2 separate regions of the Homo sapiens genome follow, and region 1 is linked to region 2. The links are chromatin contacts, found by Hi-C in ENCODE. All regions are on one chromosome and are shown on one strand. The core of a region is the stretch at or near the end of the contact, and the rest is flanking DNA. Distances in the headings are between cores, read along the strand shown. Region 1 overlaps SSBP2 (single stranded DNA binding protein 2). Region 2 overlaps ATG10 (autophagy related 10).

The links. A loop is a pair of places that touch in the nucleus more often than their neighbours do. Pooled maps may share reads with other maps.
Region 1: a loop to region 2 is called in a map of HepG2, with 2.9 times the contacts of the local background. The contact joins two enhancer-like sites. A Hi-C loop is called at or near these places in 2 of 168 maps with a recorded cell type or tissue (HepG2 and chondrocyte), 5 of 37 single-sample maps with no recorded cell type and 5 of 50 pooled maps.

What each region holds. Positions count from the first base shown.
Region 1 is chr5:81,629,841-81,636,547 of GRCh38, forward strand. The region is part of intron 3 of SSBP2 (single stranded DNA binding protein 2); the gene reads right to left. Among named protein-coding and RNA genes, the nearest start is that of SSBP2, 120 kb to the right of the region's middle. Within about 2 kb of position 1,396, at least 2 of the 41 ENCODE cell types and tissues checked have a DNase peak (open chromatin) inside an H3K27ac peak, as active enhancers do.
Region 2 is chr5:82,163,889-82,170,503 of GRCh38, forward strand. It overlaps ATG10 (autophagy related 10), which reads left to right. Exons shown (of 8, transcript NM_031482.5): 4 at 511-649. Among named protein-coding and RNA genes, the nearest start is that of RPS23, 110 kb to the right of the region's middle. Within about 2 kb of position 2,188, at least 14 of the 41 ENCODE cell types and tissues checked have a DNase peak (open chromatin) inside an H3K27ac peak, as active enhancers do.

The sequences.
Region 1 (6,707 bases), core at 146-2,645, 530 kb before region 2:
TGTCCGTGTGTGTGTCTGGTAAGAACATTTAAGATCTACTCTCTTAGCAAATATCAAGTCTATAATACATTATTATTAAACCAGTACATACTTCTGCTTTAATACTTTTAAATTGTTTATCTTTCCTGCTATTTATTCCCTTGAGGACAACAAGTTTTGCACTCTGTAAATATTTGGTGAAAAGGCTTAAACAACAGAACAATTCTAATTTAAAATATTCTATTAAAAAATGGAAATGAGAAGAAGTCATAAAATTAACAACTGGTCCATCCAGCAGGGACTCTTAGGTTGAGCAAATGAGCAAGCAGTAAGTTCCTGAAGAATGCATGTTATCCTAATCATGTAGACCTCAACAGCAGCAACAGCTTTCCTGGTCAACATAAAAAGGCAACAATTATTAGAGTCCTGAATCCCTAACCTAGGGCACAGATTATGAAGTCCAGGTTGAAAGAGTTAAGGATAAGAAGGTCAGGCATCTGCTGGATTTAAAGCCCATGGTAATGGCTAGCGAAACACAATAATCAGGGAAGCTTAAGATCTGGGCATTTTTCTGAAAGATGAGATCCATAGCTCTCATCAGTTCTCAGAGGACCCCATGACTTCAAAACTATTAAGAATCATTGATTTATATAGATGAAGGAGGCATCTCAAAGAGTATGTCAGTAGCTTTAGGGGAAAAAATATAAAACATTAAAAAACTGTACCTATATATTTAGCATGTACTAGATTTAAACTGAACAAATATAATCTAAAAATATTTATGTGCCCATTACTTACTTATTTGGTATCTACAGCTGAGTAAAAATTAAGTTATTTAAAATACCAACGCCATGGAAGAAGGGATCCCCTGAATCTAAGAGCCACAGAAAAAGGAAAAAAATGGCACATTTAAAAGCTGCACCGTCTGACAGCTAAGGTTAAAAAAAAAAAAAAAGCTACAGAAGCAAAAAGCCAAAGTATTGAGTAAGTTATTACCAAACATCTACAGTGTAGGAATAAGTTAAATTCATGAGAAAGCATGTAAAAGAGAAAGAGGTGTAAGAAACAAAATTAATGCTACAATAGAACACTCTTAAAATCGTCACTTTGTTAACCCACTGATCCAAGTCAGACTCCTAAAATGGTCTCTTATGCCATTTGTAGACTTCACTGGAAACACACAAAATGAAAAGGTGTCAACAGGTGAGGACACTCAATTACATTTGGAAAAAAAATTAAGTATTGACAGGCTAGATCTGGATATCATAAATACTATATAAAAAGAAAATTTGAATTTTATACTATTTACAAAATGCCAGTCTTAAACCCCAGGAAAACAGCATAATGATGGTGCTTAACTGTAGTGAACCGTTGGAACAACTCTGAACCAAAAGACCGCACCTGTTCCTGCCCTACATATGTGAGACAAACAGGGGAAACCCACAACCACAACTGACCAAGTGCGGTTCCACTCACCATAGGACTTCTAGTATGGCATGCTTTCAGGAGAAAGATTAAAAACATGATGGCATTAAATAACGTTCCAAGGAAACCACGTGCATGGCACTCAAAGAGAGCTTTTGTTTTTTCCTCTTAAAGATGCTAAGAGACGAGTGTAAACCGTACTGAGTAAGAAATTCTTTTAATAGAAGAAATGGAAAAAAAAAAAAAACACCCCACCTAGCTTGTCCATGTAAATACATGGACTACCAATTGCTGCTGCAGAAAAGTCACATTCCTGGGCATACTGGCATCACAATGCATTCATAAGCTACAATATTAACTAGGATTTAAACACTGCCTGGCAATATTTTGTGTGTGCGCCTACTCAGTTCTTTCTCTGGGTCTACTTAGAATTATTTCAAACTTTTCTTTAAAGACTATCCTTCACTCTCTTAAAAATTCATCATCATCATCACCACCACCACCACCCTCAGTACCCTCACATCCTATTTTGCAGAGGAAAAAGAAAAGCTATCAGAATAAGAACTAATTTTTTGAACCCTAGATCAATTTGACTCATCATCATTTTACAGATGGTAAAACTGAGACTGAAAACAACAAAACCTTGCTGAAATGATAAGTAGTGGAGCTGAGACACTGAATCCACATGTTTTCCTTTCTCCTTGCCTCACCCTGCAACTCCACACACACCATGATCATACTGTAGAAAATTGGGAAGATAGAGGGGAAACCTCTACTTATAAGTAATGGAAATATTTGCAGAAAGAAAATCTCATCTGTAATCCAACCATATTAAAACAAATTATTTTTTTTCTCTTAATACCCATTTATGCTACACTGTACATGCAACACTATGTCCTGCTTTGTTAAAATGTCTTACGCATTTCTTTTGTCATTATATAGTGTTCATCATTATTAAATGTGTAATAACAGCCCAAGAACAAATGTACTATAATTTTTACAACGCTTCCTTTTATTTGCACATTCCCTAAACTTTTCTTTCGTTTCTATTCTGTCTTCTATTCCAACCTCTCTTCCAGTCAAATGCAAAATACTCCATGGGAAATTCCTCATGCATTTAGACAGTTAGTGGCAGGCTTGAGGAAGATACGATATTAGGGGTAAGGACCTTAATCTAGGTTCCAAAAATTGTTAAATTCAGAAGGAAAGCCCTATGCATATATTCCAGATTGGCAGGAGGCAGGGACATATAAGGAACAGTATTTTATTAGGAATAGAAGAAATGAACTTCTTGACATCAAACCTACAAACATTCCTGCATCTCCTCTTGCCACAAGGGTAGAGATGGTCCTCTCCCCTCTCACTTCCCAGCATTTGTGCTTTGGACCTCCTTCTCTCAGGCCTTGTATGGGGTTTTAAACCATTAAAATCTCCTCTCTCCCTGTATCTTCAGACTCTGCCCCTCTACTGTCTCCTTCTCTTAAACACTAAACATGCTAATGTCTCTCCCATCTAAAATGAAAAACTTCTTTTTCTAACCTACACTATTCCTCCAGGTATCATTTCTCATCATAGATGAACCATTTTAAAGAGTTGACTATATACCATTTCCCACTTCCTACCTTCACAGTCACTTCTGAATCTGAAACATTCTTGTTTCCTAGCCCATTACTCAGCTTTATAAGTCATTGATGGCCTTTCCCTAAATCCTAAAAGGACATATGCATTCTGATTACTTTACCTTGCAGTCACAGTTGTCACTACTGACCTTTCTTCTTCCTTCAGAAAACCCTCACTTATTCTTGTTTTCTATTATGCTACACTCTCCTGATTTTCCTCCTACCTTTTTAGCTGAGCCTCTGTCTTTTTTTTTTTTTTTTTTTTTTTTTTTGAGAGAGTCTCACTCTGTCACCTAGGCTGGAGTGCAGTGGCATGATCTCAGCTCACTGTAACCTCCGTCTCCCAGGTTCAAGCTATTCATCTGCCTCAACCTCCTGAGTAGCTGGGATTACAGGTGCCTGCCACCAGTGCCTGGCTTATTTTGTATTTTTAGTAGCGACAGGGTTTCACCATGTTGGCCAGGCTGGTCTCGAACTCCTGATCTCAAGTGATCCACCCGCCTCAGCCTCCCAAAGTGCTGGGATTACAGGCATGAGCCACCATACCTGGCCACCTTCTTTCTCCTTTACAGCCTCTTCTTCCTCCTCATTCCTTGGATGTTAATATTGCAAGGTTTCTGTACAAGGCTCATTTCCCTCCCCACTCATGGGTAATACCATTCAACCATCTCTCTCTCTCTTTCTTTTTTTAGAGATGAGGTATCGCTATGTTTCTCAGGCTGGATTCAAACACCTGGGTTCAAGTGATCCTCCCACCTCAGCCTCCTGAGTAGCTGTTACTATAGACACGCACCACTGCACCCAGCTTCATTTCCCTCTCCTTTAAACATCAGACCCATGTAACCAGATGCCTGCTCAACATCTCCACTTGGATGGTATGTATTTCAGTTTCAGCACAGGGCCTTAACAGCTGAACTCTTCACCAAATCCTACCATTTCTACTTCAAGCTTATATCCCTCAAATCCTTCTACTTCTCTTGCTCCGCAATGATTATACACTAGTTCAAGTAACCATTCTCTACTCCTTACTGCACGAGCCTTCTAAGTGCTCCTCTATTTCTGGACTTATTCGTGTTCCATCCATTATCTATTCTATAGAACTAGAGTGACATGGCTAAGATTGTAAACCTAAAATAAAATTGTAAGGTCCCCCAACCATCTAAATGGACTTCCTCCTTGGCCAGGGCACTCTTAAGATTTAACCTGAAAGACTGGTTCAGGCCATGACAGGAAGTGGGAGTGGGACTTGCCTCATTATATTCTCCAGTGTTAACATCAACACAGACTTTAAATCTGATAAGAAGCATTTACAAGCTATTCTCGCTGAAGCCTGCTACAGGCTTCATCTGCGTAATAAGAAATTTGCTTTCCATAATTGCTTATCTTAATCCAGACAGTTCTTTTCCATTGATCCCAGGTCTTCAGATAAACTCAACCAATTGCCAATCAGAAAATTTTTAAATCTACTATAACCTGGAAGCCCCTGCTTTGAGTAGTCTTGTCTTTCTAGATTGAACCAATGTATTTCTTAAATGTATTTGATTGAAGTCTCGTGTCTCCCTAAGATGTACGAAATCAAGCTGCACCCTGACCACCTTGGGAACATGTTCTCAGGACCTCCCAAGGGCTGTGTCAAGGGCCACGGTCATTTATATTTGGCTCAGAATAAATCTTTTCAAATTTTTTACAGAGTTTTACTCTTTTCTTTGACAAGATGTAAATAAACAGTATTACTCTCCTGCTTAAAAACTGCATTGTATTCTCTTTATATTTCAATTCAAATTCACAGTTTACAAATTCAGCCTCATCCCTAATCACTCTATCACCTCAATTTCCAACATAATGAATTTCTTTCTTTTCTTCCCATGTGCTATACTCTCTCTGCCTTTCACCTCTAAGTCTCTGCACATGGTATGGTTGATCCAAAACATCCCCCTTCTCTATCTCTCCATGCTTTTCTGGCCAACTCTTATATCTACTTAATGCCTTGGCTTAGATATCAGCTCTTCCAGGTGAAATGTATTTGGCATGTGCCTATATGGCACTCTGCATATCCCCTTCAAATACGTCTCTCTCACTGCTTACTTCGTTATTTGTTTTCCCTATAGACTGTTATCAACAAGAGGGTAGGGATGTGTGTGTGTTTTATTCACTGGTGTGTCCACAGTATCAAGCATAGTATCTGGCCCATACAAGACACTGAGTAAGTATTTGTTGAGAGAATGCAATAAACCTTCTAGGTTTGCATGGAGAAACAGGCTCAAAGCCTATGAATAAATGAAACTTTAAAAGATACCACTACCATGTGGCAGAAATACAAAGAAATATAAAGGTATGAACATAACTTCTTCGAGGCAAAAAAAAAAAAATCCATTTGATTAGTTCAGTATCTGTTGAGCACTGTATCAGGTCACTATTTCTCATGAATATGCTTTTCCAGTACAAGAAAATGAAGATAAACTTATTTCACTAACTGCTTATTTGTAACTTATTCCCCCCTTGTTCTTGGGAGTTTTGAGTTTGATGAGTAGCTGTTATTTTGGAACAAGATTGACCTATTACATAAAAGATGCCAATCAGATTATTATCTCCCATTCCCAATCTCCCCAAGAGGAAAAGTGAGGGTTTGAAGAAGCTATAATGGCATGCCAACGCTTATAATTACCTATACAGAAGTCTAACATTGACAACTTGATAACCCACTTTGTAGAAAGCAATTTTTTTTTTTTTTTTTTTTTGAGACATTGTCTCGCTCTGTGGCCCAGGCTGGAGTGCAGTGGTGCAATCTCGGCTCACTGCAAGCTCCGCCTCCCGGGTTCACGCCATTCTCCTGCCTTAGCCTCCTGGGTACCTGGGACTACAGGTGCCCGCCACCACGCCTGGCTAATTTTTTCTATTTTTTAGTAGAGACGGGGTTTCGCTGTGTTAGCCAGGATGGTCTCGATCTCCTGACCTTGTGATCCACCCGCCTCGGCCTCCCAAAGTGCTGGGATTACAGGCGTGAGCCCAGCCTGAAAGCAATCTTATAACTAGTTTGACAATCAGAGAGTCAAGGCTACCAAGCCCTGCTCTCTCCCAAATTCATATATTGAAATGAAGGGTTGAGTTTTTAAATAAATTCCTGATTTGAGGGGGTGGGCATTACCAATGTGATGGTATTTGGAGATGGGGTCTTTGGGAAATCCTTAGGTTTAGATGAGATCATGAAAGTGGGACCATCATGATGGGACTAGTTCCCTTATAAGCAAAGACACAAACAGCTTGCTCTCCCCAATATGTAAGGACACAGTGAAAAGGTGACTGTCTACAAGTCAGGAAGACAGCCCTCACCAGAAACTGATCATCCTGGTATTTATCTTGTACTTCTAGCCTCTAGAATTGTGAAAAGTAAAATTCTGCTGTTTAAGCCACCTATTCTACGGTATTTTGTTATGGCATCCCAAGCCGTTACAGAATTGTACTTACAGTTGGAGATTCCACACACTGGTTCCAATTCCAGTTGAACTCAATAGTAGTATATTTAAGTTAAATTACACTAGTGCTGGTTTTTAAGGGTTTTTTAAAAAGTGCTACCTTCCAGAAAATTTTAGAAAATGAAAAAATAAAAAGGAAGCATGAAATCATAAACAGGTATAGTACAGGCCTATTGAAATGCATCATCAAGCCAGTAAAAATGGAATAAAG
Region 2 (6,615 bases), core at 938-3,437:
TACCTAACAAATTCAACCTCTTGCAAAATAACTTTCTTATTCAAAATGGAACTGGGAATTGTTCAGCACACAATGAATCATCTTTTGGCAAGTACAATAGAATCTTTAGGGACATTTCACAGCCTCTTGTTCAATTGTTAGGATGTTTTTAGCTTTCACAGGTAGGGAAGAAGGTAGCTTATATAGCCATCATCTTGTTGCTAAAATTGTACAGTAAAGATTTTTCAGGCAATAGATCTTTTCAGATTTTTTTTTCCTTTTTCTTTATCCAGAGCCTCTTTGTGTCTCAAAAACAATCTGGAATTACTTAATGCTAATGTTTTCTGGTTTTACTATTTACCCAGGACTCAAATGTTAAACATTAATATGGGAAACTCCCTTTTCCTTGCCTCATAGCCTTATATTTATTTAACTGTTATTTTGTGAGAAGAAAATCTCCTCTTTTCCTCTCCATGTTAGTACTTTTCTTATTAAGAAACCCGTTTTCGTTTTGTTTTTGCTTTTTTTTAGGAGGCTTTCGAGCTACCCTTGGATGATTGTGAAGTGATTGAAACTGCAGCAGCGTCCGAAGTGATTAAATATGAGTATCATGTCTTATATTCCTGTAGCTACCAAGTGCCTGTACTTTACTTTAGGGCAAGCTTTTTAGGTAAGAACATGTCTGAAGCTAAAAGTAAATTTATAACATTTACATATAAAGCAAAAAGCATATTTGGAAAATTATTCTCCAGAGGAAAAAAAATAGAGTTAAAAATGAGAAAACTGTGGGTGAGGTAAGGTTTTACCACTAAATTTTCTCATGCTTCAGAAAGGGTATCAAGACTTCAGCGTGAATGATATCATCTCAGCCTTAAGTCTGATCTTCAGATTCTTGGCCTTTTGCCTGAAGTTGACTAAGCCCCCTGGCCCTTTTTCTTTTCTTTACTTTAAACAAGTAGGAACAACTTAAAGCTACAATGTTTATTTACTTCTAACTTTACAGTAAAAATTTATTTTAATCTCAGATGATCCAATTAACTCAGAAGCTCCTGTGCCTCCTTCCCCAAAAGCTAATAATTATTTTAAGAAATGTTTATCAATTAGCTTAAGCTGTATTTAAAAATAGCACTAACATTTCCTTCAGCCATCTATACATCTCCAATGCCTTAGCTTCCTGTGATGCTGTTACTCAACTCATTCCCCTGCCAAGAAGGTGGAATACCCTGTCTCCTTGGAGGCCTTAGCTAATAAAGCTTATTTAATCAGCAGCCACATGGCGTCCTCACTCTGCAGCACAGCCATGGCTTCCCGCTTAGAGTCCACTGCCTAAACCGGGTCAGCATTGGGATGTGCTGCCACCCAGGCCCAGGGACCAAGATGAGCCTCCTGTTCAGCCAACCCCTTGCCCTATTTCTCCTTTTGTATCTGGCCTTATCAGCAGCATTGTGCATTTTGAACAGCCTTCTGACTTTTTTCTGGATAGCTAAGACATCTGAATTTAGCCAATGATATTTTATTTTTAATTCAAAAGTAGCTTAAGCTGCTTGAATGTATGTTTGGTAGATTTAATCACTTGCTGTTATATTGTTTAATGGTCTCTAATTTTGCAGTGTTGGCAGTTTAACAAGCACTTAGGATTTAAAACACAAGAAGAAATTCTCATAGACTCCCTGGTGAGAAGATTTTAATCTGAGGTGCAGTTCCTAAGAACTGACAATTTGGGGTAAATTTTCAACATGGGACATGGGGAATGGAGGACACTGATAGTTCACTAATTCACAAACTCTTGCTGTGGATTTATCCATATAATTATTACAAGCCTTTAAAACACTCATTTTATGGTAATTATATTTGGTTTGGAGCCCAGAGGTTAAAGGAAGTTTCTTGTCAGTGAGCTGTGCTATACTAAAAAGTAGGAGATATATTTGTTTATTCAGGGGGAGGAAAATGTCTTTCTTGGTTCTGGTTTGCAATGGCTCTGCCTTCTAGATTCAGAGACAAGTCGAGGCTGCAGGTAGAGGAAATAAGACATTACTTCTTCAATACTGTACTTTCATATAATTAGTATTCACCATAAGCAGTTAATCACCAGAGAAGAGCTCCCAGAGACAAAACAAGTTGTTTAGCTTGTCAGCATTAGGGAATCAGAGGTGTTGAAACATGACTGCTTCTAGCTGGAAGTGGGTCTTGCCAAGGCCTGCTGATGAGCTCATATGTGTGCTTTGCTCTTATGTGCCAACAGCTCCCCTTACAGTACAGCACAGTAATTGTTCCTGCAAGTCCAATTATATTTTAATGACATTGGTGTAGTTTCTGTGATCCTTTCTTCACGATTTTCTATTCTTTTAAAAAAACACAATTAACATTCTTGGCTTCTATTTGTATACTTTTACAATGCCCTCCATTTATGCCTTATAAAGGTAAACCAAAACAAGTCATTTGTTTTTATGTAGAAGCATTCGCCCCCCACCACCACTGCTTTGTGTTGTGTAGAGTGGGTATTAGGAATTTAAAATTTTATTTTGGCCCAGAATTCATTTAGTGCTTGTTCAGGTACATTAAAATATCAAATTTAATTTTTGTGCAGCATACTGAATGTTTTCTGGTGGAGAAACATGAAGAATGGTTCTTTCTTTCCTTTATCATATTCTAATAATTTATTTTTTCTTTCCACCTAACTTAACCTCATGGATATTTTTAAAATGTATCAACCTTTACTCTGGAGTCACAATTTTTCATTTATTCCCCCCCCAGTCTTTTTTATTCTCCTTACTTTTTCCTGTGATATCTGATTACTCTGGCCCTTCATCTGTTTGTTAAACAAATCTCTGTCAGTGTGGTGAAAGGATTCCTAATGTCTTCCTCTTATTCCAGGCCCGGATTTTTCTTTGTCTCATTCTAAGAGAGTTCCGACCTAGAAAGAGGATGACTGTAAAATTTCTTGCCCAGGGGTCTTTTTTTGTTGTTGTTGCTTCAAAAATAGTTCACTTAGCCTTGTTTTTGACAGATATTTATAATTTCTTTTGCATTTGATTGTTAGTACAAATTAATTTCTCTGCTTTGCTCTAAATTTTCTCCCTGTACCTATTTTTTTAAGGAAAAGCAAAACAAGTAATAAATAGTTTCCATTTAAATTTACATTACCCTTTCTTGTATCAACTTGTTTAGATTTCAGAAGAAATCTTTACTCTGGTTCTCGAAATGCAAATCCCTTAGACTTTGAATTCCTTTTCTTTATATGGTCCAGTTTCCACCAGGCCAATTACTAGTAGCCCAAGACTCAGTTAACATGCCATCTATTCTTGTCGCTCCCATGTCATGTCATGTCATATCATATCATATATTCTATTATATCACAATTTGTACTATAGCAGAAATATTTGTTTATATCTATAAAATGATATGCTGGAACATAGAGCTTCAAGATAAAAACAAGAGTGAAGGAAATTGATACTGAGTGCCTACAAAGTGAGAAGCTTTATTTATGGCTTTGTGTGTATACATGTATAAGATATATGTATGTATATATATGGCTTATTCAGCTGTGGCACAGCATCAAGTATTTGTTAAGTGAAACGATAAAGAAGAATTTCTAGTCATTTAAAAAATACAGCCCAAGAATGGAAACATTGTGATGGTGCCTACTTCAACTGCTATGCCAGGTTTTGAAAGAGGAAGTAATTCTGTTGTCTCCAGGAGACCTAAGACCCAAACCATCTATGTATCTTTACTCTTTAGTCTGATACTTTTCAGAGACTATAGGAGTAGTGGACTTAGAAAAATAGAACATCCTGAGGACTCAAAAGTGGGTATCCAAACTAGCTGAAGCAGCTGTTCCACTTCTATAAACACGTATTTTTATTTAATTCTTGAAGGCAGACAGCCAAGTTGAGACAGCATTCTGCTTCTGCCTCTCATTTCTACTACTTTGGTGTACAGGAGCTCAGTTACCAAGTGGGCAACGTGGATTTAAGAGAAGAAATAAGCCCTTCCATCCCAATGTTCTGTTTTTCTCTAACTACTTTTGTCATTGTAGGTTTGGGAGAGGTGGTGGGACACAGTTAATACCCTTTGTCACTCAGGAGAGGGTGAGACATAATTGCACGTCTGTTGAGTAATAATAAATAGCCTACATTGGAATAGTGCCTTATAGTTTAGTAAATCCACTCCCACAAAGCATTGACATCTTCAAGTGCATGCTGTTTTTTTTTTCTTTTTTTCCCACTGTTTTTGAAGCATACCATATTAAAGAATTTTTTGTATCATGCCAAAGCCTTCTATCCATTCCCTACCATTCTTATTCCCTGACCTTTTTATGTCTCATTTTCCCTTTTGAGGGCTCAGCTTTGATCAAAAGCTAGTGGCAAATGTTACAAAGGTGGTAAAACCCTTAGGCACATACATAATGGCCTTTTGCCTTACCAGAGGCCTAGGCTTAAATATTTTCTCCTTACATTTAGCTAGAGATTTCTATATTTATTTCATCTTGAATTCTGATTCATCTCTTTCTTTTCATTTGTTCTCAGTCTCTATTGAAAAATGGACCAAGTGGTTCTTCTTATTTTCAAAACATTTAATTCTTTGGATGACATATGGGTTCTTCTTGGGAGCTGTTTTGACATATTTCTTTAATTAGTCAGCAGGGCTGCATTTGAATAGAGGAGGAATCTTTTCCTCCATTCAGCAAAGGAATGGCTGTCCTTTATGGAGACCATTCTATTATTGGCCCAGGAAAAAAGGGTATAGAATTAAAAATGTAGCCTAAATATTTCATGTGAAAGATTTGTCCACTTGTTGTAGGCCTGAAGGATGCTCATGGAGAAACAGGGCAAAAGAAATAATCAAAGAATAGTTCCTTCTCAAAGGCAGCATGAATCAAACTAAGATAAACGCCATGATAAAGAAAGAATAATGGAAAGTTTGGAATTAAAGCAGCATATAAATCATCAAGCAGGAAAAGGATTGTCTGTGGTTTGCAATAAGAGGACATCTTTGGAGTGCATAGAGGAGAATGACAGCAAAACAGGAAAGATGGGGGTTGGAGGAAGCCGAAGAATAAAAGTAGAATATCCATAGCTCTGTCCAACAACTTGTAGAGGACAGCCACAGGTTGGGTTTCTTGAAGAGGTTAGGAAAAGCACTGTAGAAGGGGAGGAGAGTGAGTGCCAAGCTATGGGGGCTGGAGGGCTGGAGAGAGCCCACCATATTTGGAGAACAGTGAAGGACCAGTTTGGAGTAGGGGCTAACTTAGGATGACTTACGGAAGAAATAGTTGAAAAGATATGTTGAGGTCAAATTATGGAAGAGATAATGGTTAGGAAGGGGTTGGAAGATATAAAGAAAAAGTGAAAGAGTTTGAGCAGAAGTGAATGAGACCAGAGGAAGGATGTCCTAGAAATTGTGCCTGAGTAAAACAGAAAGAAAAGGAATTGAAGGGTGAGAGTGAAATTTGGAAAAAAAAAAAAAAGGATTTGGCTTTTTCATTGTTGTTGTTATTAATTTTATAACAATTTAAAAACAATAACCTCTTAGAGAAAATGAAGAAAATGAGTTGGAAAGAACATATTTTCGGGGAAAGATGTATTATTGCAAGTACGGTAAGAGTTATGGTTAAGGCAGCTTGTTGAATAGGAAGAAAAATAGTGGATTAGAGAAGTATTTTAAGACTGGGGCAAAAACGACTCTAGTTAATTACTACAGTGAGCAGAAAATAGAAAATTATTTGACAGATAATTTAATTTAGAGTCTTAATTGTAAAGAATCTTTAAGAAAGTTTGTGTATTTATATTTATGTTACACATATGTTTATGTAGACAGTAAATCTAGCCAAGGTCATGATAATGAACCATAACATGAATTTTGGTGAATTAAAAAGAGATTCTAGGGATTGAAATGAATTTGAAGAGCAAACAGTGAAAGTTATTTTTAAGAATAATGAAAAGTTATCTAACTAATACAAATATATTCAAACTGAAAAGTCCAAATAACAGAGGAAATCTAGTGAGAATTATTTGTTGAGCCATGTAAATGTTTGAAATATTTTGGGGAATTAGGATAGAAGTCACATGCTGGGTTAGAACATATGATAGCAATAGAATCTCATTGAAAAATCAAGCCCTGTTTTGAAAATGTACTAAAGGAAAGGTGCTAAAGAAATGGGAAGTAAAACTACAGAGATAGCTAGTTAGCCAAAAGGTTTATTCTAAGCAGAATATTGCTTAGCCACATATACAAAAGGCAAGAGATTTTAGTTGGACCCAGAGGCTTGGGAGAGAAAATAACAAGGTAAGTACATTAATTTTATTAACCTGTAAGCGACTGTATTTTAGCTTTCTTAGGTGAATGTTTGTGCCATATGGAAAAAACATCTCTTTGCTTACTATTGGCACAATGAGCCCTGTTTGAAATACCTATTAAAATATACATGAGTGCCTACTGTGTGCACAACACAAATCTCATTAGCCTCTTTTTAAAATATGCTGAAACAAATCACTGCCTAACTTGTAACTCATGTATTGTTTTTCTGCTCCTTCAAAGTCATCAAAGCAGTATTCGAGTCTATATGTTAGGTGCTGTTTTGAGAAGGCAGAGACTGCATTCCATGAGAAGGAGACCAGGTTGGATGGTGGAAGTAAG